Linked DNA regions of Mus musculus: regions 2, 3 and 4 are each linked to region 1. A link is a loop called in an ENCODE intact Hi-C map of the cell type or tissue named here. Cell type or tissue: left cerebral cortex. All regions are shown on one strand. Region 1 holds the start of Sox8 (SRY (sex determining region Y)-box 8). Region 2 holds the start of Gm22645 (a small nuclear RNA gene). Region 3 has its middle 17 kb from the start of Gm22645. Region 4 overlaps Lmf1 (lipase maturation factor 1).

Evidence for each region. Peaks named below come from ENCODE experiments on the same cell type or tissue, not always from the same donor. Only the 100,000 strongest peaks of a DNase experiment are listed, where the experiment ranks them.
Region 2: a loop joins it to region 1, with 5 times the contacts of the local background. A loop is called at or near these places in 20 of 42 quality-filtered maps.
Region 3: a loop joins it to region 1, with 2.2 times the contacts of the local background. A loop is called at or near these places in 2 of 42 quality-filtered maps.
Region 4: it touches region 1 in a loop (2.8-fold over the local background); 4 of 42 quality-filtered maps call a loop at or near these places.

The regions. Positions count from the first base shown.
Region 1 is chr17:25,566,580-25,574,579 of GRCm38, reverse strand. It overlaps Sox8 (SRY (sex determining region Y)-box 8), which reads left to right and starts at 3,894. Exons shown (of 3, transcript NM_011447.3): 1 at 3,894-4,470; 2 at 5,520-5,752; 3 at 6,499-8,000. The coding sequence starts at 4,058. The coding sequence ends at 7,247. It overlaps Cerox1 (cytoplasmic endogenous regulator of oxidative phosphorylation 1), which reads right to left and starts at 3,769. Exons shown (of 2, transcript NR_045176.1): 1 at 3,479-3,769; 2 at 1-594. In left cerebral cortex, CTCF peaks have their summits at 3,561, 6,399 and 6,605 (motif pointing left); DNase peaks (open chromatin) are centred at 5,480, 6,166, 6,602, 7,120 and 4 more places; H3K4me3 peaks cover 5,944 bases; H3K27ac peaks cover 5,921 bases.
Region 2 is chr17:25,694,141-25,702,140 of GRCm38, reverse strand. It overlaps Gm22645 (a small nuclear RNA gene), which reads left to right and starts at 7,921; the gene lies at 7,921-8,000. In left cerebral cortex, CTCF peaks have their summits at 818 (motif pointing right) and 3,503 (motif pointing right); DNase peaks (open chromatin) are centred at 1,555 and 3,515.
Region 3 is chr17:25,672,886-25,680,885 of GRCm38, reverse strand. No RefSeq gene overlaps it. Among named protein-coding and RNA genes, the nearest start is that of Gm22645, 17 kb to the left of the region's middle. In left cerebral cortex, no CTCF peak of the experiment used is centred here; a DNase peak (open chromatin) is centred at 7,729.
Region 4 is chr17:25,618,814-25,626,813 of GRCm38, reverse strand. The region is part of intron 4 of Lmf1 (lipase maturation factor 1); the gene reads right to left. Among named protein-coding and RNA genes, the nearest start is that of Lmf1, 44 kb to the right of the region's middle. In left cerebral cortex, CTCF peaks have their summits at 3,232, 4,145 and 5,260 (motif pointing left); DNase peaks (open chromatin) are centred at 3,201, 4,257, 6,575, 7,369 and 5 more places; H3K4me3 peaks cover 253 bases; H3K27ac peaks cover 6,839 bases.

The DNA.
Region 1 (8,000 bases):
CTGACACGATCACCGGACTTCCCCATCCCAGTGACAGATGCTGGTACCTTTGCTGAAGGCTGCATGGAGTAGGTTTCCACCCAGAGAAAGCCGCTTACGATCCCCTAGGAGCCTACTGAGGATGGCTCTGACTTCAAAAACACCAACTGTCGAATGCCAAGGAGGAAGTACCAAGACCCACTGTATACTGTTGGAAGTCAGCTCCACCCAGGGCCCTGATAGGGTGAAGGATGGGGCCCAGCTTGAAGTTCAGGAACCCAGGAGCTCCAGAGGCATGGGACAAAGCAGTAGAAACGATAGCTGTTCCCAACACATCTTGGGCTCCGCACACACCTGTCACACGGCAGAGGCTGTGTTGGACTCCAGTGCTTGGGTTAAATAGAGCCCCTTTCCAGAATCCTTTCAGACTGAGAACAGCTAAGTAGCCGGTCCCACCCTGCTGTTACCAGTCTCTTCCAAAGCGGTGCCTCCCGAGGGGTGTCAAACACCAAAGTTGCTGCTGGGCTGGATGGAGCATGACCACACACACAACACTGGAGCCAGCGGCATGCAGGGCTACAGATGTGGTGCTGCAGAAAAACTGCTCCTGTAGGTCTGAGGGATGGAGCACGAAGCAGCAGTGAGGGGTGGATAGCGACACCCTATCGATGACAATTCTATTGAGGGACTAGCTCTGATCCCAACTGCAGCTTCCACTGCAGACAATTCTAACAGTATCCCTGAGACCTCCAGATTACCACGGGGGTGGGAGGCAGTGTGCTTGGCCCAATGCCCCAAGCATGTTACTGGGAGGCCAGCCTTCTGGGATTGACAAGTAGACTTTAAAAGCGCCAACTGTCCAATCCCTAGGAGGACCCATGGCCTCTTGGAACCCAGTGGTCAGGGCAGCAGTCTACAGGAGCTCTGCTCTGAGTTCACCCTTCACCACCTCCACATTTGTCTCTTTTAGGCCCGCAATTAAAAATCTCCACGGCTATGCAGGGATGCCCTGCCAACTGCCTGACATACAGCTCTGGATGCAGGGGAAGAGGGAGAAGCAGGCCAAGGCTGAGGGCACACAAGCCAACCTCAGGTTCACAGGCCCACTCCATTACTTTTCCCAGGCTCCAAGACTGGTCCAGGAATGGGCACCTGAACAGAGTTCAGGCAATGATATCTTCACTCTAGAACTGCAAAGCCCACGTGACGATGGGGAAGCCCAGGCGTAGGGAAAAGTCATTTAGACCTGGGTAAAACTAGCAGCAGCCAAGGAGGCAGGTGGGGGCAGGAAGAAAAAAGAGAGAGAAGGAGGAACTGGTCCACACCTGGACAAGGTCCGATGTCCCACAAGGTAAAACAGAGAGGCAGTTTCAATAGCTTCCACTCACGTTTTTAAAGATCTGTAGATTCCTGTGTTATTAAATACCCTGCGCTGTCCGGGACTTCAGGGCCTTTTGCATATGATGCTGCCTACAGGGACTATTGTTTTCTCCTTTTATAGTAGCAGCAGGCTTCAGATCACAGCTAAACCATCACATCCTTCTAAAAGTCTCCTACCCTACTGGGTGCATCTTGAGAAAGGACTAGCTCTTTCCCTGCCCTCAATACTAGGAACTCCAGGTCTGAGACCATGAAGCAGTGTCCTGATGATTTGGTCCTAGGAGGCCCTGACATGATGCTGTATTTGATCAGTCCTAGAGAAGATATGAGCCCACCCTGAATAACGTTCTTTCTAGCAGCTACAGCTCAGGGTCTCTCTGGTGGCTGAGGATGTGAACCAATTGGCTTGAAAGGAGTCTAAAGACCTGGAGGGTGTACTGGTCTTTTAAGATGATCCAACAATGAGCCTGGCATGGGCTTGGAGCACTAACTGTGTGCCCACAGATTGTACTGGGCTCAATTCTGAGCACAGAGCCTGGAAGAGCTCAGGGCACCCCTTGCGTGTCAGTGCTTGTACAGAGCGGAGCTGGATGAGCTCCTGACAACCCATAGTGGTCTATACCTGTATAACAAGGGCTGACTACACCAGGGTCCGCCAGGGCCCTGTCCGGGGGTGCTGGGTGGGGAGGGGGTCACAACAGCCCAAGTGACAGGAAGATACAAACTGTAGGTAGAGCCACCTCCTTTCTTCCATCGTCCGAGCAGTCTGGGGATCAGACGTGAGTATATCCACAATGGGTGAGGACCAGGAAGAGCTGCCCAGAGAACCTGGAATGCCCAATACAAACTCAGGTTTGTGCTTTCTTAGAAACGTGGAGGTCTCTGTTAAGGCCTGCTGGTCTGACAGCATGGGTCCATGGAGGCTCAGAGGGTTGGGACCTGAGACCTTAGGGGTCAGGTCCTGAGAGGATGTAGGCCTGGTCTCCGTTCTCAACTCTGCCGCTAAGCCTTCTTTTGCTGGGATGGATGGTGCACTAGCTAGCAGGGTTCTTTATGCCTCTAAGACAGCTTCTTTCCAAGAGGTGGGACCCTGAGTGGAGGGATCCCCAAGGGAAAGGATTGCCACTGCAGATGTGCAGGGAAGGGCCTTTCTTGGCAGGTAATGGTTAAAATATGGAGAGAGTTCAGCAGGCAATGGCAGCTAGCTCTCCATCGACACAACACACACACACACACACACACACACACACACACACAGTGAGAGAGAGAGAGAGAGACAGACAGAGAGGGAAGAGGGAGGGAGACAGAGAGGAGAGAGAGAGAGAGAGAGAGAGAGAGAGAGAGAGAGAGAGAGAGAGAGAACTAGAATAGAATAAGGTCACCATTAAGGTAGTTTCTCTTCCTTAGCCGTCCCCTCAGCAGGAAGCAGGGACTTGGACCTTCTCCCTCTGTCCAGAGCTGTAGATGCCCTAAGGCCACACTGCACAGGACTGGCCTTTTCCAGGTCTGCAGGGAAAGTCTGATTGGAGGCTGGGATCCCAGACCTGAAGGTTAGGGCACCACTCACGGCTTGGGTGGAGATGGAGATTATTAGAGACCACAGTTCTTCCCTGCAGCCGCCTCCACGGGCTTGGGAAACAGGTGGCTTCCTTTAGGGTTACCGAGCTCTCGAGAGCCACAGCTCTATGCCACCCAGACAAGCTTAGGGTGGCAGGTACATCGCCTCCTTTGAGTTTGGCGAGAGACTCCTAGCTGCACTTGGAGACCTCCGGGCTGGGAGGCAAGTCGCGGGGGCGACCTCGGGCGCGGTTCGGAGTCAGGCTTGGCTCTCGCCTCGGGAGAAACGTCCCCTCTCCGACCCTGAGCACTCTCCGCCTTCTCTCTAGGCGCTGAGGAGAAGCGGCCCAGCGTGGTTTCCGCCTCCGCCAGACCACCCAGGCCCGCCCGCCAGGGCCTCCGCGCCCCCACCACAGGTCATACCCGGAAGGACCCGAGCCCCCGCGTCCGGCCCCTCCATCCGCCTGACCGCCCTCAGGGACTCAGCAGTCACTGCCAGAGCAGCCCCGCCCAGCGCCCCCGCCCTCCCACCTCTGTCTAGCCCCGGGGTCCTCCAGCTCACCTAGGTGCGGGAGTTACCAGGGTCACCTGGTGGCTCTTGTCATTGCGCCACCCTGCGGGCAGAACCCGGGTTTGGTTGCAATAGCGGATTCGAGCCCCACATTGGAGGGAGGGATGTTGGACTCAGGAACCTTGTGGATTAGCATCCTTGCCTGCCGCCCGAAAGTCAAGCCGTGCTGCTGAGATCCATGCACTGGGCAGTCAGTCACCCTTAGCCCTCTGACCCCGCCTCAGCCGAGGGATCAGGCTGCGGGGCGCCTGGCCCACGTGGTACGGAGGGTGGAGCGGGGTCGCAAGGCTTCTTTGGATTCGGGGCGGGGCATACAAGCTCCGCCTGGGGAGGACCTGCCAACCCGGACCGGGAGGGGCGGGGTTTCGACCACGGCTTAAAGAAACTTGTTGCGGGTCCCAGAACTGAGACTGAGCTACTGCGGCGGAGGAGCTGCTGCTGGGCCCCTGCGGTGAGGACAAAGATTGGGTCCTGCGTGGCAACCTTGGATTCTAGAGTGTCCTTCCACAGAGTGACCGGGCGCGACCCCTGCGTCCATCCCCACTGAGTGCCCCTCCGCGCGTGGCCCCGATGCTGGACATGAGTGAGGCCCGCGCCCAGCCTCCCTGCAGCCCGTCTGGCACCGCTAGCTCCATGTCACACGTGGAGGATTCGGACTCCGACGCGCCACCGTCGCCCGCGGGATCAGAGGGCCTGGGCCGCGCGGGGGGCGGCGGCCGAGGGGATACTGCTGAGGCAGCAGACGAACGCTTCCCAGCCTGCATCCGTGATGCCGTGTCGCAGGTGCTTAAGGGTTATGACTGGAGTCTGGTGCCTATGCCTGTGCGCGGCGGCGGTGGCGGCACGCTCAAGGCCAAGCCACACGTGAAGCGGCCCATGAATGCCTTCATGGTGTGGGCACAGGCGGCGCGCCGCAAGCTGGCGGACCAGTACCCGCATCTCCATAACGCAGAGCTCAGCAAGACCCTAGGCAAGCTGTGGCGGTGAGTGTGGGGACTCTTGACACTCAGGCTGAGGAAAGGAGTGACTTCGTGCCCCAGCTTGGGCTGTGCTCCTGGGCTGGTTCCAGGGTGGGTCTGGTCAACAGAGACACCAGGTGTGGGACTTTGGAGATGGACGGAGGCCAGTGCCTGGAGTGTGACCCTCCAGTCCTTTCTCCTCTCCTGGGATATCCTGCTGAGAACTGCAGAACTGGGGATCCTAGCATCGAGTGGCCACCACGGCCTGTAGGCATATTGGGTAGGCATCAAGCTGCTTTGTCCTGGGCAGAAGCTGGGACTCCGGGGTCCATGAGGAGTCCAAGTCCTCTGGCAGGTACTGCTCCCAGGCCACAGGAACCTGGAATTGGGGAAGGAAAGAGCAGGTGAAAGTGACAGGCTCAATGAGCACTTTGGCCTGAGAAAGGCAGGCATTATTGAAGACAGCTGCACAGTCCCACCTCCCAAGCTGCCTCTATTCGAGTTTGAAACAGTGTGTAGTAGTGATACTGGGCTGAGCAGGACAGCCAGGTTGTCTTGCCCTCTCAGCTTGGCCGGCAAGTTGAGGTTCAAGGTCGAGAGATTCTCAGGGTGTGTGTGTGTGTGCTCTGAGGACAATCTCCCGGAGTTTCTCCATCACTCCTGGCAACTTGGGATGGCTGGTTTCCAGAAAGCCTTCCTTGCCTTTGTCGAAGTATAGTTTTCACTGGGTCCTGTTGTCTTTCTTGAGAGAGATTGGTGGTGGTGGTGGTAGCGGCGGCGGTGGTAGCAGTGGTGGGTGACTGGATGAGCAAATAGTGCTGGAAAGGGGGACTTCGGGAAAGATGGAGAATTGGGGTCTTGGTCCTTAGACCACACTGTTGGGCTCTGCCCCACTGGTGTCGGAGTTCTCAGCAGGAGGGCAGGTTACCCCTTGGAGGGTATCCTGAGCTCTCCAGCACCCTATCCTGTGCTCCAACTGTCTGACTGCAGGCAGCAGTGTTTGCTGGCGCTGCCTAGGTCCTTGGCAAGTCTGGAGCTCCGTGGGCATCCTCGCTCTACTGTGTTTTCTGTAGCTTGCTGAGTGAAAGCGAGAAGAGGCCGTTTGTGGAGGAGGCCGAGAGGCTCCGTGTGCAGCACAAGAAAGACCACCCAGATTACAAATACCAGCCAAGGCGAAGGAAGAGTGTGAAGACTGGCCGGAGCGACTCAGACTCTGGTACTGAACTGGGCCACCACCCTGGTGGTCCCATGTACAAAGCTGATGCAGTGCTCGGCGAGGCACACCATCACAGTGACCACCACACAGGTGGGCTCCAGGACCCTTAGCATGGGGGACGGGCAATAGCAGGACTGATCTGGAGTGTGGGTAGGTCTTCCCTCCATGGTTGGCAGTCTGAGGAGGGCTGGGTCTTCCCCGATCCCTTGTAAAAAAAAAAAAAAAAAAAAAAAAAAAAAAACCTCTGGATGTAGCTATTTCTTATGTACAAAAGGAGGGAGCTGCCTAGCTCCATCTAGCACTCTGGAGATGTCTACCGTCACCGGGACTTACTCACAATCTGCCTCCACTCTACAGTAACAACAGCGTGGGTCAATAGCCCCAGCCTCAGAATCAGGCTGGTGGGTGGGGTCCCAGCAGCTAAGCAGCCGAAGTGAAGCTGGAGGCAGGCCGGCTGTGAGCTTCCGTTTACTGGGCTGTGGTGGGGAAAGAACGGGGTTGTGTGGGTTCGCCTTGGTCCAGTGCCCAGGGCCAAGCATTCCAAAAGTGCCCCATTAATGCTAGTTCTGGTGGGGCCGGCTGGCCACCTTCCATCCCCCCACCCAGGTCTTCAGGGAGGAGCCTTGGGTCTTCCCACAGCACAGTGCCAAACGGAATTTTCTCAGCCAGTAAGTGAGGGCTAGGTCTGAGTTTGCAGGAATTTCTGGGAAGGTAAGGAAACAAAAAGCCGTTGATTTGTACCTGTGGCAGTTACCAGGGTTCCTGGTGTCACCCACCAGCTCCACCCTGGTCCCACAGAAGGAGCATTCATCCTTGCAATATACTTTCTTCCTCAGGCCAGACCCATGGGCCACCCACCCCACCCACTACCCCCAAGACGGACCTGCACCAGGCGAGCAATGGAAGCAAGCAAGAGCTAAGGCTGGAAGGGCGCCGCCTAGTGGACAGCGGGCGCCAGAACATCGACTTCAGCAATGTGGACATCTCCGAGCTCAGCAGCGAGGTTATCAGTAACATGGATACCTTCGATGTCCATGAATTTGACCAGTACTTGCCCCTCAATGGCCACTCAGCCCTGCCCACAGAGCCCAGCCAGGCCACTGCCTCTGGCTCCTATGGAGGCGCTTCCTACTCGCACTCCGGGGCAACCGGCATAGGGGCATCCCCTGTGTGGGCCCACAAGGGAGCTCCCTCGGCTTCAGCTTCGCCCACAGAGGCAGGACCCCTTCGGCCACAGATCAAGACGGAGCAGCTGAGTCCTAGCCACTACAACGACCAGTCACATGGCTCACCTGGCCGTGCTGACTATGGCTCTTACAGTGCCCAGGCCAGCGTCACCACAGCTGCCTCTGCCACGGCTGCCAGCTCCTTCGCCAGCGCACAGTGTGATTACACTGACCTGCAGGCTTCCAACTACTACAGCCCCTACCCTGGCTACCCTCCCAGCCTCTACCAATACCCTTACTTCCATTCATCCCGTCGGCCCTATGCCTCGCCACTGCTCAATGGGCTCTCTATGCCACCCGCACACAGCCCCAGCAGCAACTGGGACCAGCCTGTGTACACCACCCTGACCCGACCCTGAGGCTGCTGCATCCAGGAAGTCTAGCCAGATCTTTGAGTTCTTCCGGAGTGTACTCGGTAGAGGTTGGAGGCAGCCAGCACGGCCTTACTCCGTCAAGTGCCTGCTGAATGTGCAGGAAGCCAGGCTTTGTCATCCTGTGTCCCTTTGCTTCTGGATATCCAAACTTCTGCCAGGGGACAGAGCTCTCTTTTCCCCCTCTTCTTTCTCTGAGGTGACTGGTGGTTTCCAAAACAGGCATTCCGTTGCTCTCCGGTTTGGATAAGTGTACACCAGCTCCCGAGTTTTGCATCTCAGTAGATAAGAAGATAGTTATGCCTAAGGACAAAGGAGAGAATGGGCTTCATGTCCTTATCAGCCTACCCAAGACCTCCCTGGGACCAATGGATGCTGTTCCCACGGTGAAAGCATGAAAGGACATCTGTGGATGCTCGAGGATACATCCAACCCGGGGACTCTCTTGGGACCAATGTGAGATTGAGGGGTTTCTCATTACCACCGTTCTTCCCAGCAAGGCTTGGCTGAGATGAACACTTTCTGTGTCTATTTTTATTTTTTGTTATTTTTTATTTTAAGGCTTAAACATGTTTGTTTTTTTGAAAGGTGTTGAAGACGTATTTATGTTCTGTTGTTATTTTATCTTTAATTAATGAAGTAATTTGTGCAGAGAGTAGAATTTAAGACAAAATTAAAGTGGGGAAGCTTGCTCTGTAAAGGGCAGGAGGGAGGTGGCTCAGAATCCCTAAGCATCTCTTT
Region 2 (8,000 bases), 130 kb before region 1:
ATAAGTTCTGTTCCTCTAGAGAACGTGACTAATTTATATAGTGTGTGTTTGTAATCCGAGTACTGGGGAGGGAGAGTCAGGTGGATCCCTGGAGCCGACTGGCTGCTCAGTCTAGCCTACTCGGGGACCCTCAGGTCCTAGAGTCTGTCTCCAAAACTAAAGCAGCTGGCTCCTGAGGAACAACACCCAAGTTGATGCCTAGCCTCCACACACATGCATGTACACCCACACGTATGTACCTGTGCATGCATGCTGTACACACACATGCAAAATAAACAGATAAATGATATTAGTGTACACAACACTGTTGGATTAGAGGTTTCATGGTTCAGAATGGGATTTTTCTGTTGTTCAGAAGTTGTAGATAATGCTCAAATATAAAAACAGAATGTAGCCAGGCGAGGTGGCACACGCCTTTAATCCCAGCACTTGGGAGGCAGAGGCAGGTGAATTTCTGAGTTCGAGGCCAGCCTGGTCTACAGAGTGAGTTCCAGGACAGCCAGGGCTACACAGAGAAACCCTGTCTCAAAAAACCCTAAAAAAACCCAGAATGTACCGACCCCTCGTAGAACCTAAGGCAAGCCTTGATGAGCCATGGGAGGTCAGGGCCAGGTGCCTTTGGTTCTATAAAGATGGTGATGAAAGGCTGGTAGTCCTGAATCCTTCTGTAAGAGTTCCCACAGCGGGGCTCAGAGTTTGTGCATATGGGGCTCACAAAAACCCTCTTTCTTTCTTCCCCTCCCTCCCTCCCTCTTTCTTTCAGATTTATTTATTATGTACATAGTATCTGCCTGCACATGTGCCTGCATGCCAGAAGAGGGCGCCAGATCTCATTATAGATGGTCGTGAGACACCATGTGGTTGCTGGGAATTGAACTCAGTTCGTGTTCTCAACCTCTGAGCCATCTCTCCAGCCCAAGAAACTTGTTTCTGAGAGTGTCCGCAAGTGCTACAGGCTGGTTCCATCCTCAGGTGGTTCCTGAAATGGGGATACTCTCTGTGTCACGAGAATGAGTCCAGAAGCGGTGAAGGGAGGCAGCGGGGCTACACTGGGGGTTCAGCCTCAGGCACTGGTAGTAAACTTGTGTGCTGGCTAGTTTTATGTCAACTTGACATACACTAGAATCATGGGAGAAGAGGGAACCTCAAATGAGAAGATGCCTCCATAAGACTGGGTTGTAGCTAAGCCTATGGCGTGCTTTCTTAATTAGTGATTAATGTTGGAGGGCCCAGCCCATTGTGGTGGTGCCATCTCTGGGCTGGTGATCCTGGGGTGCATAAGAAAGCAGACTGAACTAGCCATGAAAAGCAATACAGTAAGCAGCACCCTTACTGGTCTCTGCAGCAACTCCTGCCTCCGAGTTCCTGTCCTGACTTCCTTCCAAGGTGAACCCTGCTGTGGAAATGTAAGAGAATGTAATGAGAATGTAAGAGACCTCTTTCCTCCCAAGCTGCTTTTGGTTATAATGTTCAGTCACAACAGTAGAAATCCCGACTAAGACAAACTGCCTGTCTACATCACCAGCCTCCATTCCTCCAGATTGGGGCTTTTGTGGGTGTAGTGATTTAAAAGGAGAACATGTTTGTTTGGGTGCATGATTTCAGAAGTTTCTGTCTAGTCATTTGCACCATTGCTGTGGGCTTGTGTTGAGGCAGAGGATCACGATATGGAACACGTGGTGGAGTGAGCAGCAGAGGACCATGGTGGGGAGCACAGTTGGGAGCACGTGGTGGAGTGAGCTGCCGAGGACCATGGTCGGGAGCACTATGGAGCACGCGGTGGAGTGAGCTGCAGAAGACCATGGTGGGGAGCACACTGAGGAGCACGTGATGGAGTGAGCTGCCGAGGATCATGTTCGGGAGCACAGTGGGGAGCACGTGGTGGAGTGAGCTGCCGAGGACCATGGTCAGGAACACAGTTGGGAGCACGTGGTGGAGTGAGCTGCAGAAGACCATGGTGGGGAGCACAGTTGGGAACACGTGGTGGAGTGAGCTGCAGAAGACCATGGTGGGGAGCACAGTGGGGAGCACGTGATGGAGTGAGCTGCCGAGGATCATGGTCGGGAGCACAGTGGGGAGCACGTGGTGGAGTGAGCTGCCGAGGACCATGGTCTGGAGCACAGTTGGGAGCACGTGGTGGAGTGAGCTGCCGAGGACCATGGTCGGGAGCACAGTGGGGAGCACGTGGTGGAGTGAGCTGCCGAGGACCATGGTCGGGAGCACAGTGGGGAGCACGTGGTGGAGTGAGCTGCCGAGGACCATGGTCAGGAACACCGTTGGGAGCACGTGGTGGAGTGAGCTACCCAAGAAGCAGAGAGAAAGAATACATGCTGTGGAATCAGATATACCCTTTAAAGTCACACATTTAGTGATCCACTTCCTGTACTGAGGCCCCTTTCAAGAATGCCATCAAATTACAAATCCTTGAAAGCATTAAGGGTCAGAGCCCTCACAATTCAGTTGCTCCCTCAAAAACTCTACCTCTGGACGTTGCACTGGGGACAATATCTTCAAAAGCTGAGCCTTTGGACGGGGGTGGGGTGAGGTGGGGTGGGGGATGTACTGCATATCCAAACTGAACTAGCCCAGGTCATCTGCTGTTGATCTAGCAACACCTTGAGGTTGATCTAAGGTAATCTTCAACTGTCTCTACCTGAGATCCCACTCCACTTAGCCCAGAAGACACAGAAAAGAATAATCAAATATACCCTGACATTGGAGGCAGCCATACTTGAGGATAGCCCTCATGCCAGCACATGGGTAATTTCCAGCCAAGGAGAAAGGTGAAGGCAACCTTGAAACATTGTGTTTTCAAGTCCCAGGGAGGTATAGGGGCAAGAGCATCTAAGACACAGCAGCAGGCACACACTCGCAATGAGACTGTCTCTGATTTCCACATTGCCATAGGTTTGAGAGTAGGAGATGAGTAAAGCTGACCACAGTGGGGGAGATGAGAAGGATGGACCAAAGATGTGGAAAGAAGAGATGCTCTACATGGGCAAGATGCCCAGAGCTGGTGCCGGTGCAAGGGCCGGAGAGGGGAGAAGCACAAGGAGCTAATACATGATGAGAAGAGATATGAGGATATGCTGGAAAAAACTGTAGACACCAAACAGCCCCAGACCTGTCAGAGAAGTCTCAGAGAGGCAGACCATCCAGAAAGACCCCCAAAGCAAGAAATAAGCACACAGAATGGAGACACCCACAGTTCTACCATTGGGATCGACAATGGCTCTTACATGGGTGGTTCTGTTCCTAAGGAACTCCGTTCAGCCTGAAGATTCCGCATCAGAGGACGGCTGGAGGCATCTTCTGGTGGAGACACGGAGGCTGCTTAGGATCCCGTGGCATAGAAGGGGAAGTCACATTGGAAGACCAGCTTTAGGTACTGGCAGTGCCCAGTGGATACCTTGCTGTGCAGCTGGTGTGGTCTCTGACCTAGGGGCTGGTGTTTGAATCTCTTTGATGACCCAGGCTCTGTACTCGTTTGCATTTACCATGGCCACTAGATGGCGCTTCAGACCCATTGATTAACACTCCCAGTTCCGAATGCTCTGGAAGCCTTATAGTGTGGTCCTACGCCTCACAAAGTCTGGTCTCAGGACTCCTTCATAATCCTAAAACTTGTGAATGTTTGACATGTGGGTAGTTTTGGTGAGTATTCAGTCTATTAGAAATGGAAAGGAATGTTTTTAAAATATCTCTTTAAAATAGCAACTTGGACAGTAGCATAACATTCTAACAAAAACAGTGATGTTTACTTAAAAGCTTCTCTGGGAAACGGGCCACACTTGGTTTGTATAGAACTTTTTCTCTTTGCTTCTCTGTAGTCATGAAACTTCTGGAACATTCCATTAACACCCTCAAGGACAGAGACTACCTGTTCTTTCTGGGCCTCTGGAAGATCTTCCTGAAAGGTCTCTGCGACAGCCAGGCACAACTGAGAATTGACGTCAGAGATCCTTCCTGCGTGCCTGGCAATAAGCTTGTGCCCCCCCTCACAAGCCCCCACTTTTTAACATGTTTTATTTTTGTTTGTGTGCTTGTTTACATTTTAAATCTGTGTGTGTGTGTGTGTGTGTGTGTGTGTGTGTGTGTGTGTGTGCACGAGCGCTCGCGCACCTGGATAAAGTTAGATGTACATGCATGCAGGTGCCTAAGGAGGCCAGAAGACAGCATCAGTTTTCCCGGAGCTAAAGTTGTGAGCCAACTGAGGTGGGCATGGGAAACTGAACTTGGGTCCTCTGGAAGAGCGGTAAGAGTTTAACCACTAAACTACCTCCCCGGCCTATCGTCTCAGTCCTCTTGGTTGAGGACAGAGGGGTAGGATGTTACTAAATATTCCTTGGGTGAGACTAGCTTAGAGAATTCTGTTTGTAATCAGCATGGCTGCAAGCGAGCATACTTGGCCCCTCCTCTTCCTCCTTCTCTTCTTCCTCCTCCTCCTCCTCCTCCTCTACTTTCTTTGTATTGTTTTTGTTCAGTTTTGCATTTTTCCAAACAGGGTTTCTCTGTGTAGTCCTTGTTGTTCTAGAACTCACTCTGTAGACCTGGCTGGCTTTGAACTCAGAGATCACCTGCCTCTGTCTACTGAGTGCTGGGATTAAAGGTGTGTTTGCTCATTCTCTGTCTTGCAGAGCCCAGGTCTTTGGACCCCAGGATACGGTGCCAGAAAACTCCTTAGAGGCATCTGTAGGTAGGGGCCCAGTTGGGAGCTCTGTCCTTGGCTCCCCGGGACTCAACCAGCCCATAACAAGAGATTGTCTTTCCATGTTGTGGTATGGACAGTCTGTGCTGGTATGATGATAGAGAATCCTGTTGCTCAGGAAAGAATTAAAAGCTGGCATTAGCAAGACCTTGGGTAACATCCCTAACACCAAAAAATTAATAGTCCCCTGTGCTGGGGATGAACTCAGGGTCTTGCTTGTGCAATAAAGGCATTTACCAGAGAATGGCAGCTCCAGCCTTAGAGGACTCCTCCTCCCTCCTCCTTTTCTTCCTCCTCTTCTTCCTCCTCTTCCTCCTTTCCTCCTCTTTCCTTCTCTTCTTCTTCCTCCTTAACAGCATCTGATTTACAGAAAACTTGGGTTAGCTATTCAGGTTCAATGTTGCTCTCCTGTTTCTTGCTGGAGTGATTGGACCCTGACCCTGGGCATCTTTATAAGCTACGTGGGTTCCTCGTCACATCCCCTCAGATGCTATCCAGTGCCATTCCTCCACCTCAGGTCCCACCCAGGACACCGCTCAACTGTCAGTAATCAAGCTCCTGCAGGGCTTCTCTTGAGGAGGACCCCAGCAGGTTTTGTCAGGTTTCTCTCTGGATTCAGGGACCCTTTGCCCTCCCCTATTGAGAACCGGAAGGTTCTTGTTTCCAGAGGGGAGGGGGATGGGAGGAGAGCTGAGCAGCCCCAGCATGGGCTGAGGGAGGAGTGGAGCCCTCAGGAGAGTGAAGCAACAGAAGTGATATAGAAAGTAACTCCATCCGTACCACACAGACTGTGTGCCCTTTGCTCTGAGTGGAGCAGGAAGCCAGGTGGCTGTTCAAAACTGTGTGGCCTTGGATTTCTCCTGTGACTGTCCTACAGGAGTTAAGACTCAGCTTAGGTGCTCATGTCCTCAGTTTTGAGCTCCAGGGAAGAAGCCCAGTGTCTCCTCCCCTCCACACCTGTTCCTCATTTTTTGGTCCATGTGGCAGGCCAGCTGTTGTGTCTGCCTGGCTGGCTGTGCTAGGCTGTGGCACAGAGAAACAAGACCCCTGGAGCCCTGGGCTATCCAGGGCATCAAGTCCTTGGGACACAATCCTCATTTGACCTCTGTCCCACTGGTTGGACTGGCACCCTCCCCTTCTTCCTTCTTTTTCTTTTTTTTTTTTAAGATTTATTCATTTATTATATGTAAGTACACTGCAGCTGTCTTCAGACACTCCAGAAGAGGGAGTCAGATCTTGTTACAAGATGGTTGTGAGCCACCACGTGGTTGCTGGGATTTGAACTCCAGACCTTTGGAAAAGCAGTCGGGTGCTCTTACCCACTGAGCCATCTCACCAGCCCCCTTCTTTCTTTTCTTAATTAAAAAAAATTAAAAAGTGTGTGTGTGTGTGTGTGTGTGTGTGAGTGATCTCCTGGATCTGAAGTTTCATGCAGTTTTGAACCACTCACATGGGTGCTGGGAATCGAACTCAGGTCCTCTGCAAGAGTTTTTATACACTGAGCCGTATCTCCAGCCTTATTTATGTATTTATTTACTCCCAAACAAGATTTTTACTGAGCTCATTGTTAGGTTTATTTGACATTGTGAAGACCAGCACAAGAGAACGCATTGTCCACTGCCCAGTGTCTTCCAGAGGGGACATTCTTTAGAATTGGACTTAGGGTGTTTTTGTGGCTGTGGGCCACCCTTCTGTGTTTGTGTATAGATGTCTGCAGAGTGAACACTGGCCACGTCAGCCTCATTTAGATCACGGTAGTGTTCTGGGGGTTCAGCTCGTATCCTCAGAATTCCTTTATTAGAAAATCAGAGAAGTTGTTGGATATGGTGATGCACATTTGTGATGTGAGTCTGGCACTTGAGGCTGAGGCAGGAGGACATCTGTGAGTCTGGCACTTGAGGCTGAGGCAGGAGGATGCTGACTCAGACTATTCTGGGTATTCATACCAAGACCCTGTCTCAAAACAAACAAACAAACAAACAAACAAACAAACAAACACATGCACATTTCACAATCAATCATCAATCAATCAATTTGATAAAAACCACACCAAGCCCGGAGCCAGTGAGCCAGCTCAGTGTGTGAGCATTTGCTGCCAAGGCTAATGACCTGAGTTTGATCCCTGGGACACACAAGGCAGGGCTTTGTTGTGCTTTCAAAAGTTGTGCTCTGGACTCCACACATACCTGTGCACACCCCTGTCATACACACACAGTAAATGTAATTAAAAACAACAAGCAAACAAACCAAAACAAGAAAACCAAGCCACCATCACCAACAGAGAGCAGGATGTATCTATCTGTAACTCCACCAGCACTGGAGAGATGGAGGCAAAAGGATCAAAGTTCAAGGTCATCCTCAGCTACATAGCAAGGTAGAGGGTAGCCTGGGCTACTTGATCCAATCTCTCTCAAACAAAACGAAGAAAACCAAGAACAACAAACCTCAAAGATTAAAACCCCCCAAGCAGCCCTCCCCCCATTTGAAGGAATATCATCGACTGGGTGTATTCTGCATTTTTCTTTACTTATCATTAAGCTCTCTCTTTGGTAATGAAGTATGTGGGCTTTCTGAGTTCCTCAGAGCAGCCTGGTCTCCAGGCATCTTGGCTTAGTGAGGAGGAGGGGTTTGGAGTCCCCAGGAGAGCTGGACAACAGGAGTGACATAGAAAGCTACTTCCAGGGGGCTGGAGAGATGGCTCAGTGGTTAAGAGCACCGACTGCTCTCCCAAAGGTCCTGAGTTCAAATCCCAGCAACCACATGGTGGCTCATAACCATCTTAATGAAATCTGATGCCATCTTCTGGAGTGTCTGAAGACAGCTACAGTATACTTACATATAATAAACAAACAAACATATAAATAAGTAAATAGAAAGAAAGGAAGAAAGGAAGAAAGAAAGAAAGCTACTTCCCATCTCAGAGTCTGTGTCCCATTTGCTCCAAGGAGGGCAGGAGGCCAGGTGATGCTCAACACTGGCTGGCCTTAGACTCCTCCTGTGACTGTCTCAAGGGAGCAGAGACCCTGTCCAGGCGTGTGTGTGTGTGTGTGTGTGTGTGTGTGTGTGTGTGTGTGTGTGCGCGCGCGCGCGCGTACACTCAGCTTTTTGCTCCAGCTTGTCCCTAGTGCTCCCGTGTAGTGTGCATGTCTGCCATGAACCCTGTGTTCCACCCCACACACCATAAACAAAAGAAAAACAAGAAATAAAATGTAGTGCTCGCTTCGGCAGCACATATACTAAAATTGGAACGATACAGAGAAGATTAGCATGGCCCCTGCGCAAGGATGACATG
Region 3 (8,000 bases), 110 kb before region 1:
GGCTAACAACCTTGGTGAGTGTACCTTGCTCTCCATCTACTGGACTCTAGAATGGGATGTCAAGAAGCAGGGAAGGGCAGGGCTGTGTTATTGTCCTGTACTCTGCTCTATGAACAGTGGCCACACTGGAAACCTGGCTCCCCACAACACAATCTCAGCCCACGGTCCAGTTTATTTATCTGGGAATTAGGGCACTAAAATTGCCAGATTCCCTGGAGCAAGGCTTTTTGTATAAAGACAGAGGAGATGATGATTCCTGTGTGGTGGGTACTGAACGCTGTTGTGTGTCTGAGTGTGTGCATGCACGTTGCATGTCGGTGGACATGTACACCTGTGTGTATGTGTGCCACAGAGTGAAAAATTCTGGTATTTATGCTAGCAGGTGATGCCCTGTGACAGCCTGGCACTTGCTTCTGCACCTGCCACTGGGAGGTAGGGCTCTGAGACCATTCATTTGCTCCCTGCTGAGGCCCTTGGGTGAGCATGAGGTACTTCCTGGCTGTTAAGACAATTCTGCTAGACCTTCTAGCAAGCGATGCTGTTTGTACCAAGTGGGGTTGCTAGAAGTCCTCCCAGGAGCACGCCAGCACGCAGATACTGTTCAAAGTACTATAGGTCAACATTGTGGTCTGTGGAGCCCGTGGTTGGTGAGGTTCAATCCGCCTTCAGCATGCCCCGATGTACTTTGCACACAGATGTGCAGTGGCAACTCAGTCTTTTCCTTCGGAGTTTCCTGTCTGGCTGTCTCTTCTGCATCCTCTGGGCTCTCTTCGGCAGCCCCTTTCTTTCCTTTCCTTTCTGGGGGCCTCCTGTGTGCCCTCATCAGCATTTGAAAGAGTCTCATTTGCATTTAACAAGCAGAGGTGGCTTCAAGCCTGGGTGGATTTGGGAAGAGCTCCTAGCCCTCCCCCCCCACCCCCCATCCTTTGGACCGAAGGAGATGGCAGTCAGTGCTTGGTCTAAGCAAGACTTAGACCTGGGCAGGCTTGGCTCACAGACCTCGGTTTGTACTAGCACCCTCCTAGGACTTAGGCTCTGTGTTTGTCTGTGTTAATTTTTAAGGTCTCCTCTCCTAGAATACTGTGAACTGGAAGCTTAAACAACGGTCTGGCTGCACACACCTGTCATCCCAGCTGTTGGGAAGCTGGGGCAGGCTAGCCCACTGTCCTGAGATGAACGTGTTGTGTCTTTCTGTGATAGCAGAATTTATCGTATAACAAGTTCACTCAGCAGTTTGATGACAGCAATTTGTCACATAACCTCACGTACCTGCATAACCCAGGCCTGGATACTGTGGGTTCTTTAATTCTAATCTTAATTAGAACAGTGGGGTCCACCAGCAGCTACCGCTCACATCACACAGCACACAGTAAACACATCTATGTATCTGTGCACATATGTGTGCGAATTAAAGAGGCCACAGCAGAGTTCATAAGGTTGTAGCAGTGGACCGAGAGAGGGTTGTACTGATGAACCAGACCAGCGTCGCAGGGGTGCTGCTGCGGACATTGTTGGAAGTGGGATTTGAGAGTAAAGCTGTGCCATTCAGCTGTGGGGTGACAGGCTGAACCAGGTCAAGAAGCCCAAAAGGTGGATGGCAGGCAAGCAGCAGCAGGGCACTAGCTGAGCTGCTCCAGGGACAGTAGGAGGGTCTTCGACTTGTCAGTCCTTGAGGAACAGTTGGTGTGGGCCATACCATCTCAGTCTTTGGTCTTCACCACTTTTGAGCATCCTGACATGGATCTGTGTGCATGTGTGCTGCAGAGTGAAAATTCTGGTACCGAGGGTAGCAGGTGATACCCTGCTTCCCACCCTGTTCCTGGCTTGGTGTGTCTGATAAGTTCTAGGGTTTCTGGGATGTGATTTTCAAATACACCCCCTGCCCCTATAGTCTCTATTCATCTTAATAAGCCTAGAGGGTGACTTTTTTCTGTTCCCAAGTCCATCAGTCTGTGCTGGAGACTGGTGCCTGACAGTTTTGGGGTCCACCTAGGGGCTGCAACCACCTTTCTTCCTCAAAATGGCGTAAAGGGCTGGGGAGAAGGCTCATGGGTAGAAACACTTGCTACAGAGTCTGACGACCCAAGTTCAATCCCCAGGACCCATATGGTGGAAGGAGAGGAGCGACTCCTCCTGCACGCCTCCCGACCTTCCCATGCAGGCTACGGTACCCGTGCACTCAAACACACTCAAGGAGAGAAACACAATTCATTTTTTAAAATGAGTAAAACACACACACACACACACACACACACACACACACACAAAACAAAAACCACACAAAAAACAACAAACAAACAAACAAACAAACAACAACAACAACAACAAAACCTGCTTATAAAACGGAGCCTTCCAGGGAAAGGCACAGTCTGAAAACAAACACAAAACCAAACAAAACATTGCTTTATACAATATGGAGTCACTTAGAGCAGGGCATAGCCCGAGTGCCTACAGAGTGAACTCAAGTTCAGCTAGGGAAACTGAAAGGGAGTCTCTCTCAAAATAAAAAGTAAAAGGAAGGGGCCAGAGAGCCTCTTGGTGGCAGAGTGCTTTTCTACCGTGCAGGAGGCTCTGGGTTCAATTACTGCCACAACAAAAGCAAACCAAACAACCAAAACCAGATGAATGCTCTCTCAGTTCTGGAGGCCCTCGTCTGCAGGCCAGGCTCAGCAGGGTCCCACTCCCTGTGAGCCCGCAGATAGGGCCCTGCCAGGGCTCTGGGGACAATGTTTCTGGAAGGTTCACCAGACCATGAGCCAGTGTCAGTTCCTCATTTTAGCTTTCAGCTTAAAAAAGTTAAACCACATTTGTTACTTTTCTGTGTGTGTTCACGTGCACGTGCCATAGCACCTGTGTGTCAGACAGAGGATGACTCGCAGTTGTGGGTCCCAGGATTTGAACTCAGGTCATCAAACTTGGTGCCAAGTACTTTTACCCTCTGATTTATCTTGTCAGCCCAGTTTTATTTATTTATTTTAGATGGGTTCTCTCTGTTAATTAGCCATGACTATTCTGAAACTACCTTCACAGACCAAGCTGGTCTCAAACTCATGGAGATCCACCTGTCTCTGCTTCCAAAGTGCTGGAATTAAAGGCATGTGCCACCATACCTGGTTTTTCCAGCCCAGTTTTTAAGTTTTTTATGTTATAACAATCTCAGACTTACACATTACAAAAATAGCATGAGGATTTCACATAGTTGGGTTATGAACCAAATGTAGATTATACCAGCAGGGGGTCTCATCTGTCTCAGAAGATATGGCCATGGCCTGGCATCCTTCAGGGTCCCAACACCTTTGAGGACATGCCTTTCAGGATGGGTATCCTCACAGAATCACGTGACCTGTGCATTGTCCGGCTTGTCTTGCTCCTCGGATATCACATGACAGCCTTTATTTGATTCCTTCCTCTCTGAGCCGGGGTTGTCTAGGGCTAAGTTCTTCGGTGTGTAATCATAAAGCTATATGTGTAAATTATATTAAATTCAACCTCACATTTTCAGTTGTACCCCACCACTCAGAGGGACCCTATACTAGACAGTGTGGACACGAGAAATACATGAGCAGCCTAGTTTCCGGGAGGTACAGATGTGACCTTGCACCTGCAGCCAGCCTGTGCGCACTCACGGCTTCACTTGGGGATTTTCATGTCTTTCTTTGCATAGATGTGTGTGTATACAATATATGTATATAACATGTATGTATATGTGTGCACATATGTGGGCACACATGTGTGCAGGTACTTGTGTACATGTTTACATATAGGTGAGGAAGGCCAGAGTTACCACTGGGTGTCTTCTGTCTTCTTCAGTCACCCTCTTGATTTCATTTATTGAGGCAGTGTTGATGACCTGGAAGCTATCAATCCTGTCTGTACTAGTCATCTCTCTCTCTCTCTCTCTCTCTCTCTCTCTCTCTCTCTCTCTCTCTTTTGCCTAGAAGCCAGGCATGGTGACACACACCTGTAATCTCAGCACTAGTGACATGGAGGTCTTGGTTCTGAAAGCCATTCAGGTGGAGGTGGAGGACAGGAGCTCAAGGCCTGCCTGGGATACATGAGATCCTATCTCACAACACAGTGGGGAAAACAGAACCAGGACTAGGAAGTGACTTTAGCAGCAGAGCACTGTCTCACTTGTGAGGTCCTGGGCCTCACTCTCAGCACCATGCCTCCAAGTTCCTATCTTCCACACAGTTCATATGTACAGAGACTTATTCTTATTTACATGTATGTGTGTGTTTGTGTATGTACTGTGTGCGGTGCCCTTGGAGGCCAGAAGAGGGCATCAGATCCCCTGGAGCTGGAGTTATAGGCTGTTGTCATCATGGTGCTGGGAACTGAACTTAGGATCTCAGCAAAGGCAGCAGGTGCTCTTAACTGCTAGGCCATTTCTCCAGCCCCTCCAATTGTATTTTTGGTTTTGTTTTGTTTTTGTTTTGAATCAGGAGTGGCTATTATACTCTGACGTTTCTATATCTAGGGAGGCAGTGCTGTGATATAGTGAATGTGATTAATAAGTTCTTTTTTAAAGATTTATTTATTTATTATATGTAAGTACACTGTAGCTGTCTTCAGACACTCCAGAAGAGGGCGCCAAATCTCGTTACAGATGGTTGTGAACCACCATGTGATTGCTGGGAATTGAACTCAGGACCTTCGGAAGAGCAGTCAGTGCTCTTAACCACTGAGCCATCTCTCCAGCCCCGATTAATATGTTTTATTAGTAAACTGAGTAGGATTTTTGGGATCAAGCCCATGTTCTCATGGGATCTGTGTGAGATGTTGTATTCTATTTGCCACCATGGGCTGCTCCAGCTTCCATGTGATTCAGGTTGTTTGTTGTTTGTTTGTTGGTTGGTTGGTTGTTGATTGGTTGTTTGGTGGTTGGTTGTTGGTTGGTTGGTTGTTGATTGGTTGTTTGGTGGTTGTTTGGTGGTTGGTTGTTGGTTGGTTGGTTGTTGATTGGTTGGTTGGTTGGTTGGTTGGTTGGCTTGAGAAAGGGTCTCAGGTACCCAGGTTTCTTCACATTCGCCTCTCTGCACCTTGCTTGCGTTATAAGTATGTTTTCCCACACCTGGGCTCCTAAACTCCGTAAGCTAAGAAATTGTTTTCTTTTAAAAGAACAAAGTTCAATACTATGAATTTTTCTGCATTTAATGGTTTAAGTGAATTTTATAGATTCTGATAGTATTATTGTTATATTTTAGAAATTCTTCAGTTTCAGTTGTATTTCTGCATCCATCTGAGTTTATTTAGTGGTTTATTTATGTGTTTAAATTAATTGCCATTTTTACTGATGTATAATAACCGTAGAACTACAAAATGAATGTTTTATGCACTCAGGATACTGCTCTGTTGACAGAATACTCACCTAATGTCCTAGTTACTTTTCTGTTGCTGTGAGAAAACACCCTGACCAAAATTAACAGAGAGAGGGAAAGGGTTTATTCATCTTACACTTCCAGGCTTAAGTCCAGGAAGTCAAGACAAGAACCTAAGGCAGGCCTGCTTGCTATTCCACACCAAAGAACTCACTTCACAAAGAAGTATGGCAGGAACCATAACGAAGCTGCTGGCTGGCTGGCACTCAGTGCAGGACTAGTTGCCTAGGAAGTGGTGCTGCCCACAGTGGGCAGTGCTCTCTAAATCAATTAACAATCAAGGCAACCCTACTCTCTGCCTCCAGGGCAATCTGATCTAGGCATTTTCTCAATTGAGATTCCTTGTCAGATAGCTACAGGTTGAAATCACTTAGCCTGTATGAAGCACTGAGCTCAGTCCCCAGTACATAGCACACAAGTGCTGCACTCTGATAATTCCAGCACTCAGTAGGCGAAGGCAGGAGGATTAGGAGTTAAAGATCTTCCTTGGCTACAGGGACACTTCCAGGTCAGTCTGGGATACACAGGACTGTATCTAAGGAAACAAATACAAGCCTATCAATAAAATAATGGGTTTCATTATGAAGTATTTAATGGTTTTAAAGGAATTTCCACGCAGAGTGGCACTGGGGCTGGTGGGTCATGCTGTGTGATGTGACCTGAGGTCTATGGCATTTATAGCAATCTTTCTGTTGTGATGAAACTGGAAGGCATGCTGTTGGTGGCTTCGCCTCAGCCCAGTGTCTGTGGCTGTGGGCTGAGGCCTCCTGAGTGCCTCTTAAAGACCTCAGGAAATCACTGGGCACATTGGTGCAAGCCTTTAATCTCAGCCCTCTCTCCAGAGGCAGAAGCAGGCAGATCTCTGTGAGTCCAAGGCCAGCCAGGGCTCTGGTACACACACTCAAAAACCATTCCAAAACATCTTAGGAAATCTTCCAGAGGAGAGTATCATTGGGGTTTGCCTTAGTTATTTCTTTCTTGCTCTGACAAAACATTATGACCAAGGCAACTTATAAAATGAAACATTTAATTGGGCCGCGGTTTCAGAGGGTTGGAGTTTATGAGGGTGGAGCAAAGCCATGGTGGCAGGAACAGCTGAGGGCTCAGATCTTGGTCCACAGGAGATAGAGAGGGACGGAGGGAAGGAGAATTGGAGGGAGGGGCAGATAGAGACAGAGACAGAGACAGACAGACAGAGATAGATAGACCCAGAGAGAGAGAGAGAGAGAGAGAGAGAGAGAGAGAGAAAGAGAGAGAGAGAGAGAGAGAGAGAGAGAGAGAGAGAGAGAGAGAGAGAGGAAGCTAACTAAAAAGGGCACAAGTCCTTTGACATCCCAAATCCTGCCTCCATCAGGACTCCATACACTGACATGTGACAGAACACCCCTGGGAGCCCCGGGTCTTCCCAGCTCCTTCCTGTCTGTCTATCCATCCATCAGGATGATTAATTGTTGTCTGCTAGTGGTGAGCTGGCCACAGGTGGTGCAGACCCAGGATGTAGGGGTGGCCTCTCCTGCTTAGCCCTGGTCTCTACAGAGCAAGGGATAGCTCTCTGCCCCCCCAAGCTTGATTGCGGGGCATTTACCCCATGCCTCTGCTTGTCCATGTTAGTCACTTAAACAAGGGGCAGGCAGCCTGGCACTCTAATGCCAAGTGTTACAATATGCACACTTACCACACAGTCCTAGAACATTCTACACCTGGAAAGAAATGGTTCCTGTGGTGTTGCTCTTTTTTCCCAGACAGCTGCTGGCTTGCTTTCTGCCTGGAGATTTTCCTTTGCTTGGACAGCTGTAGACATGAGTGGAGTTTCATGATCTGTGGCCTTCTGCATCTGGCTCCTGTCACCAACTGTAATGTCCTACAGTCCAATGAGTCGTGGTGGCCTCATTCTTCTTCTAGGCTGAATAATATTCTAGTACAGGAGCTGGGCTGGTGGTACACCATGCCTGCAATCCTAGCATGAAGGCAGAGATAGGCAGGCCAGCCTCAGTTATATACATAGCCCACTGCAGGATAGATCACATTTTGGTTATTCAAGTACACTAGGTGATTTGCATATTTGGGCTGCTGTGGACAGGTGTGTGCACCTGCTAGGACCACTCTGCGTCTTTGGGGTGCATACTGGGAATGGGCTGCTGAGCTTGAAGTGGCTTGGGTTTCTTACTGTACAGTGTCTGAGGCTATGAGGGGCACTTGAAGTTGTGGACAGTTGGGATCCACTGAGCTGACTCTTACTGTAGCTTCAGCCTTTGGAGACAGAGCTTGGTGATGCTGATCACATCAGTGTCAGGGGTTGGCACACACACAAGCCATCCTTTGTGTGTGACTCCAGGGCCTTGGCTCCAACTTGGCACTTCCTGCCACCTTCCCAGGAGCAGTCCCTGGTCTGTGCTGTCACAGCAGTGGGCTCATGTGCAGATGGCCTGGACCTGCATAGTACTCTTGGTAACAGAACTTGTGGGGTTCAGAGTACCCAGACAGGAAGGTGAGTGCTTACCAAGGCTGAGGGGAAGTCCAGAGGTGACGGAGCTATGCTGTGCTGCCCATTTGGTCAAGACAGTGGGTGTGTCTCTTGAGACCCTTGTCAAAAATGGCCACATCTGCCGGGGCTCCAAA
Region 4 (8,000 bases), 52 kb before region 1:
TGAACTGCACCATCAGGACTAACCCTTATCATGTCCATGAGCTGCACAGTGCTCTGTACCCCTCAGAGCCTGAGAGGGACTCTTTGGAGATTCACACCAGGAAAAGAAGAAAAAAACAAAATAATTAAAATGTCACTCAAACTCAGAGCTGAGATGAGACACTTAGGAACCTGAAGCATTCTTCAGGAGCGGAGGGCGTTGGAGCCACTCCCAGCCGCTCGCTCCTGCTGCAGATGTCAGACTTCCCACGGGTCTTTCTTTCAGAGTGTCAGAGGAACAAAGCCTTCTTTGAGCCTTTTTTCAGCCCAAAATTAATTTAGGGTAAAAAAAAAATGGCACAGACGGGCCTTAGCATGGCAGACCTAAAGGGAGCAGAGTGACCTTCAGTCTCCTACGACCCTCTTGCTCTAAAGCCTGGGAAGGAGAACGTCATGATGCTGGAATGTTCCAGGCTGATACCTTGGGCTCACAATGAGTGGGGATGAATGTTCCTGTCCAGCAGCTCCCGACTGCAATTTCTGCTTCTTAAAAAACTCCCGACGGGCAAAGGAAACCACATACAGGAAAAGCCATGCCACGAGTCTGCTTTGGATGCCTACCCTCTGGCTTGGCATAGCACGCCTGTGGCCTGAAAGGGGCTGAGGTCCCTTTGTACCCCCCCTCAAGGCTTGATGGGGTCTAAAGCTATGTTGGCATTTGCAGGAATGGTATAAGGTGGGGCTGCTCCTCTCTTGCCAGAGCTGAATTCCTGATGGGAATGCCCAAGAGCTCTGCAAGCTGTCGGGGGTACACGGCACACGTTAGTGTTGGAGCGACTGCTGCCTATCCAATTGTAACCCCTGTCTTATGTGATGTAAGTAAGGCTCTACAGCTTCCTAAGGCCCACTTGTTTCCAAGCAGAGGGCACAGCCCATGGTCCCCCATCCTTGTGGAGTGGACCAGTGGCACTCGCGAACACAGCGTGTTATTGACTGAACTCCAGGCTACAGCCCTCTCCTGGCTCAGCTCTACCAACACATGAAATGCTGCTACGAAGAGATGGCACTGCTCTGAAAGACCGGCTCAGTTGTGGGAAGCCCTCTGTGACACTGAGAGTGCGGATGGTGTGGGGACCTCTAATGAAGATGCCCTGGCTCTGCACTTCCAGGACAGAGCTTTTCACTTGCAAGCACTGCTCAGTGTGCCCTGAGATGATCTGGAGTCAGCGGGACCTGGGGCATGATGACCACCCAGCACTTCCAGGCTGGAAAGGAACTCCCACAAGCGTTAGGGAAGGTCCATCTGTTCGCCCAAGAACCGAGAAAATGCAGCCTCCAAGCAAACAGCCACGTGCTAACAGGTTGCTCGTGCATATGTGTGTGGGAATGGGTATGGCAGATGGGCCCAGCATAGTCCCTAGATGGTGGAGACAGGTGTGTTAAAAAGCCTTGGTTTAGCAAAGCTCAGGGTAGCACAGAGCTAGGCAGAATCTGGGGTTTTACATTTTGAGAACCTTCAGCTAAGATCTGGTTCAAAACGACAGAAGCACCTCCTGTCCACAGGACTAGAGCTACCCTGACATGGCTAGCTCAGGCTGGAGCCAGAGTCCACCGAGCCCTGGACACCCAAGGTCTTACAGTATGGTTTCACCAAAACACCACCACTACATGCCTCAAACTGACTCCTGGTCTAAGAGGTTAACTGGGAGATGTGTGTGAAAGCAGCAGCAATTTCTACTACAGCGTATGCTGCATAAATACTTAGAACAATCTGCCTCTTTGTAAAAGCATCGGTTTTCCTTCTAGAAGCTCCGGGCCTCTTTTAGCTGCTAATCCCTGCAGATTCACTAGTCTTCCCGATGGCTCTGGACAGGTCTGATGCACTGTCTCCTTGTTGTCAAGCAACGTGATGCGGTGGTGTCCTGCTGCCTGCATCCACACAGTCTGTACACGTGCACATGGAGGACACAGCCGGATGCAACAAAGGCACTTGAGAAGAGAGATAAGCAGAGCTGTAAGGCTTTTGCGCTACGTCCCTTGAAAAGGACCTCAGCACCTATGCATAATAACTTTTGATGGGCTACCAAGAACGGATGAGAGGGTTCTGAAAAGCCCTCAGCTGTGCTGGGCTGTGATGCTTTCTTTAAGCCTCTGAGGGTCATGGGCTGTGTGAGACAAACAGCTGTTGAATGGGGATCCAAAGAGGCTGCCAGGGCCCAGTCTGGGACAGCTATACGAGAGGTCTGCAATTGGGGATCAAAGGTCATGACACAGCAGGCATGAGGTCCAAAGATTCCCGTGATGTCTCTGAGCAGAGTCAGAGGTCAGCCCTTCTGAGTGTCCTGGGGGCTGATGGGCAGGCAGGAAGAAAGCCCCCTTTCTCTAGCTCTGCCCACGCTAATGCAATAAAGCCAATTAGAATGATTGCTCTCATTTCTGAGTTAGGATGCCCAGGACGAGGGAAATGGTAGGGACATCCGTTCCGTTCTGTCTTCACAGGCACTCTGCATTCCAGCATTTATTTCATTATATTTAATACGATTTTACCAGTGGCACTCCAACTCCGAGAAAAGGGTCCGGCAACTTCAAAGCCTGTTTTTGTCTTGGTTCCTCAGCAGCCGCCCTTCCCTGCTACCAATGTCTCCACCCTGCTTGCTAACTGTTGAGAGCCGCCCACGAGCCCACACTTCCGTGGCCTGAGCATCATCTCCTGAAGCATCCTGGGGGGCGGTGCATGCTAACATGGAAACTGCTTTTAAAATTATCCTGGTTCATCCCGTTCAGAACAGTCCCTGGGCTGTGACGTAAGCACAGCCAGCCTCCCAGCTAACAGAGACTTGGCTTTGCAGCTGTCCTGGGGACCCCACCTCCTAACAACCTGGAGCTGCGGGCTGACTGAGTGGCCCTGCTCAGAATGGGGCACGAGCAGAAACAGATTTCCTTCCACGTGAAAAATGTCCCACGAGGAAACATCTCAGGGGTTCTCTGTGTGCTGCACATCTGGCCTCACCTCAGCCCATGAACATCATCTGCAGGCATACCACTTAGCCCAGGCTATACTCTGTCTAGGAAGGGACAGGCATCACCCAGAGCTGACTGGGTGCTTTTGGGTGTCTCCATGACTGCTGTCCACTCCTGGGACCTGCTGGCTTTTTGTGGCAGCTGCTGAGTAAGCTCTTGAGTCAGGCTGGGCGAGGTTTAGAACATTCTGGACACATTGCAGGCAGCCCTGGGGCCATCTCTTGTTTCTCCAGCAGGAGCTGCTCTATGGCCAAACTTATCAGCCGGCTCTTTCCTCCCAGAGTGTATCTCCCACTCAGTTCTCGGAGTCACTTGATTGCTTCCTCTCCCACTCACTGCGCAGGTCTTCTCTGGTCACCTCTGCTCTTTGCTGAGTTGTCTTGGCTCTGAGAGGTCCTCTATGGCCCCAAGTCCTAAGTGGCATGAGACTTCTTTAGATGCTGCTAGAGGGCAAGAGCCATGACAACTCTCAAGGCAACACCTGCCTGGCTACTTCATTCAGACACAGCTGATCTTGAGTCCTGCCCAAGTCCTCTCCCCAGTGGCCACCACAAGTCCTTTTCCTGCTCTCTGGACACACAGGGTTATAGACTCACTCACCATGCAAGGCATGTAGTTGCTGTGGCCCATCTTGAAGCATCCTGTGTACAACGAGCAGGCTTGTTACCTGCTCTGACAGAAGGCTTACTATGGTTTTACATGGAACAGATGTGCACACTATATGTGTCTGACTTCTGACACAGGTTGCTGCCAGGAATTTGGAAGTCTGACTGGGCATTTCCATCCCCACAACAATTTCTCTGCTTCCTTTCTGGTTAGTTCTATGTCCTACCAATGACAAGTCCATCACAGTTCAGCTCAATGATCCCGCCTGACCAGGGAAGTCCCTTGAAGGGACATGTGCCCCAGGAGCTCCCTGTCTGTGACTATAGATTTGGGTGGTAACCACACAGCTACCTTTCCTTGTGTGTTACTTTGCTCTGTAATAATGTGGCCATTGGTTCCTAAATGACTGACACATGGAGGTCTCCAGCATCTGGCCATTCTGGGCAAAACTACGGGATACCTGCAGCCTAGAGGACACATTCCTAGGGGGCAGCATGGCTGTCCAAGGGCAGCTACACATATCCCCTGACACAGGTATTTGTGTCACAGGTCCCTAGTGGCAGATATTGTCACATTGCTTTTATTCTTTCTGAAAAGTATGATCTCTTTCTTGGTTTCCCCACACTCCCACCTTTGCAAAGAAAACACATTCTTTTACCCTTGTTTCTATGGTTACAATGTATGCTCTACATGTTGTATATCAAAACTGAATGCCACAAATGTTTCCCCAGTCTGTGGTTTGCATATTCACATTTCCAGGGGTCTTTAAATCAATGAAGTCAAGCCGGGCGGTGGTGGCACACGCCTTTAATCCCAGCACTTGGGAGGCAGAGGCAGACGGATTTCTGGGTTTGAGGCCAGCCTGGTCTACAAAGTGAGTTCCAGGACAGCCAGGGCTACACAGAGAAACCCTGTCTCAAAAAACCAAAAAACAAACAAAAACAACAACAACAACAAAAAACCCCATGAAGTATAACCTCTCAATGTCCTTCTCAGTGGCTCTATGCGACCCCTCCAGCACTGTCCAGTGGCTTGGCATCCCCACCACATCAGTGCTCTGGATGGGTCCCCATGAGGAGCAGAGGATGCAGCCTGCTCCTGGACTCTGCTCTTCCTCTGACGCAGGTTTTCCACCTTAGATTGCAACGACACTTCAGCTTTAAGGTGAGGTCTAAGATTAGCATAGCCCTCTAATTCTGTTCTTTTTAAAAAGATCCTCTGTATTTTCATACTCAATTCAGAATCGGCTAGTTTCCCTAACAGGCCATTGGGAGTTTGATGCTAACTGCCTTGAATCTGTAGGTAAAATTGGGCAAGCCGGATGCAATATTGAATCTTTCTGATCCACGAACATGGTCTGTTTCTTCATTCATAGTCTTTGAAATTCCTTTCAGCTACATTGTATAGCTTTTAGGACTTAGATATCCTTAAATTAATTTACTGTAAGGCTTTTGAGGGGCTTTGATGCAATAGATAACACTCCCAATTTTTTATTGTGTAATGGCTTGTTAACAGTTTATGAAACACTGGGCTGGAGAGATGGCTTGGTGGTTAAGAGCACTGGCTGCTTTTCCAGGAGACAGGGGTTCAATTCTCGGCACCCACATGATGGCTAACAGCCATCTGTAACTCTAGTTCTGGGATATGATGCCCTCTTCTGGCCTCCTCCAACACTGCACATACACACTGCACACACACACACACACACACACATGCAGGCAAAACACCCACATATATAAAATAAAAATACATCTTAAAAATATATATGATGTTAACCTTGCATCCTAAAACCTCATGTTCATCTTAATAGTTGCTTTTTAGATTCCTCTATGCCCTTCTCTCCCTCCCCCTTCCCTTGTTTTGTCCTTCCTCCCAGGGGGTTGAGGGGAGATGGTGACAGGGTGTCACACTGCCAATGTTGGTCTTGGGCCACACACACTGAAGATGCCCTTGGGCTACACACACTGAAGATGCCCTTGGAGTCTTGATTCACCTCTACCTTCTGAGTGTGGAGATTCTAGGTGGGCACCATCACACTCAGCAGTCACCGGTTTTTCTAAGCGCAGTCATATCTATGGATTACAACTTAACTTCTTGTTTTCCAAACTAGATTTCCAATACACTCTGGAGGAGTGGTCTCTGATCTCATTGTACTCTTATACTTGTTTGTTTGTTTTTGAGACAGGGTTTCCCTGTGTAGCCCTGGCTTTGATGGAACTCCCTCTGTAGACCAGGCTGGCCTCAAACTCAGAGATTGGATTCCTGAGTGCTGCGATTAAAGGCATGTGCCACAGGTCTCCTCTCTTTCTTCTCTTCTCTTCTCTTCTCTTCTCTTCTCTTCTCTTCTCTTCTCTTCTCTTCTTCTTCTCCCCTCCCCCTCCCCTCCCCTCCCCTCCCCTCCCCTCCCCTCTCTTCTCTTTTCTCTTCTCTCTCCTTCTCTCTCTCCCTCTCCCTCTCCTTTTGGCAGGGGCTCTGTATACACCCTAGGCTTCAGCCTCCCAGGTGCTTGGGCTACAGGCAAGCTGGAATTGTGTATTGAAAAAAAATTTTTTTTAATCTGCTGTGATAAGAAGATGGCTCTTTGTCTCTATTTTGTGACTGTAGCAGATGACATGAGCTGATTTTCAAAGAAAGCTGCTTTCTTTGACTTGGTTTTGGTGGCTGTGTTTGTCAATGGATCTGTCTGTCTCGTCTGAGCTGTCAAATCTGCAAGCCTAAAGCTTTTGTGGCATCCCAGGTGACCCCACAGCCTTGCCGTCCCCGTGCTTTTTTAGCCAAGATTTCACTGATCACTCCTTTAAGGGTTCCTGCGTCTTTGTGGAGGTCCTGGGCTCTGACCTTCATCTCTGCATGTCATATCTTCATGAGCTTTAGGGTCGCTGCTGTGCTGGCTGTCAGAGGCACTTGGGGACCATTCCTCCTCCAGTATTTTCTAAGGCATCAGTGGAGGACTGCTGCTATTTCCTCCTGAAATGTCTGACAAAGCTCACCAGTGAAGCCATCTGGGGTACAGATTCTTTCTGGAATAGTTTTTCTTCTGTCGATTTCTAATTCAATTTCTTTAGCAGACACAAAACTATCCAGGTTTCCTGCTTTCTTTGACTTGGTTTTGGTGGCTGTGTTTGTCAATGGATCTGTCTGTCTCGTCTGAGCTGTCAAATCTGCAGGCCTAAAGCTTTTGTGGCATCCCAGGTGACCCCACAGCAGCCTTTCAGACACACGTGCTGACCCGGGGGTGGGGGATGCTTTCTCAGGAAGTCTTTGGTCACGCGCTGGCTACTGCTCAATTCTGACCTGGAAGCTATTGACCCTGCAGGTTTCTGTCTTCACTTCAGATGCTGCAGTTTCCTGTGTGAGAGTGGGGAGCACCAGAGGGCACGACCTGTGCGAGGGGCGCTAGGGACAAACACAGAGCTGGGGGGGGGGGAGTCTCACAGGCATGCACACACAAACACACACACGTGGACGCACAAACACGCACACACAAACATGCACACACATGCAGTATGTACTCGTGGACACATAGATATGCATGCACACACATACACACGCACATGCACTTGGGCATTGGTCAAGGCTGTGTCTACTAACAAGCAGGAAGTTGAGTCAAAACTGGTCGTGTAGGGCCTCACCACTGTTCTCTACAGCCTGTGGGTTGGGATCACCTTGGCATGAGACACAGAATTCTAATCCTTACATCATTGCAGATTCTGAGCCTTAACCCTCCTTCCAGGAAAAACTATATAAAACCCCCGCAGCCAGGATCAGCAGTCGTTCTCACTGCATACAGAACCGATTGTTTAGCTTACATTTTGTTCCATGAAAATCACGAGTCCTAAATTCTTTGTGGTTGTTTTGAGACAGGGTCTCACTGTATATAGACCAGGCTGGCCTCAAGCTCAGACATCTACCAGCTTCTGCCTCCAAAGTGCTGGGGTTAACAGCATATGCTGTCAGGTCTGGCAGAGCAGTAAATTCTTAACTTCTAAAATATGAAGCAAACATAAAGCAAATAGTATCAGAACTAGCATGTTATGTGCCTAAATGGAAATGTCACGATGGGACCTGTTCTATTATACGGCAAATATATGCTAATTTTAAAATTACATATATATATAAATAAAAACCTGGCAGCACAAAGTGTTTAAGAACAGCAGAGAGACAGGAACTGAGTAGAGACTGGTGCCAACTCAGGACACACTGCAGAGACGCAGCCCAGAAGCAAGGCCAGGGGTAAGGACAGCCCCTCCGCCCCGACCTGATGGCTCCTTTCACTTGCTATTTACCAGAGTTACGCTCTCTGTCTCGTCTCTACCCTCATGGGCCCGCAGCACTTCTACAGGTAAAGCTCACAGCAGGGCTGGCTCTCCAGGAAGAGAGGCGTGTGGAGCACGT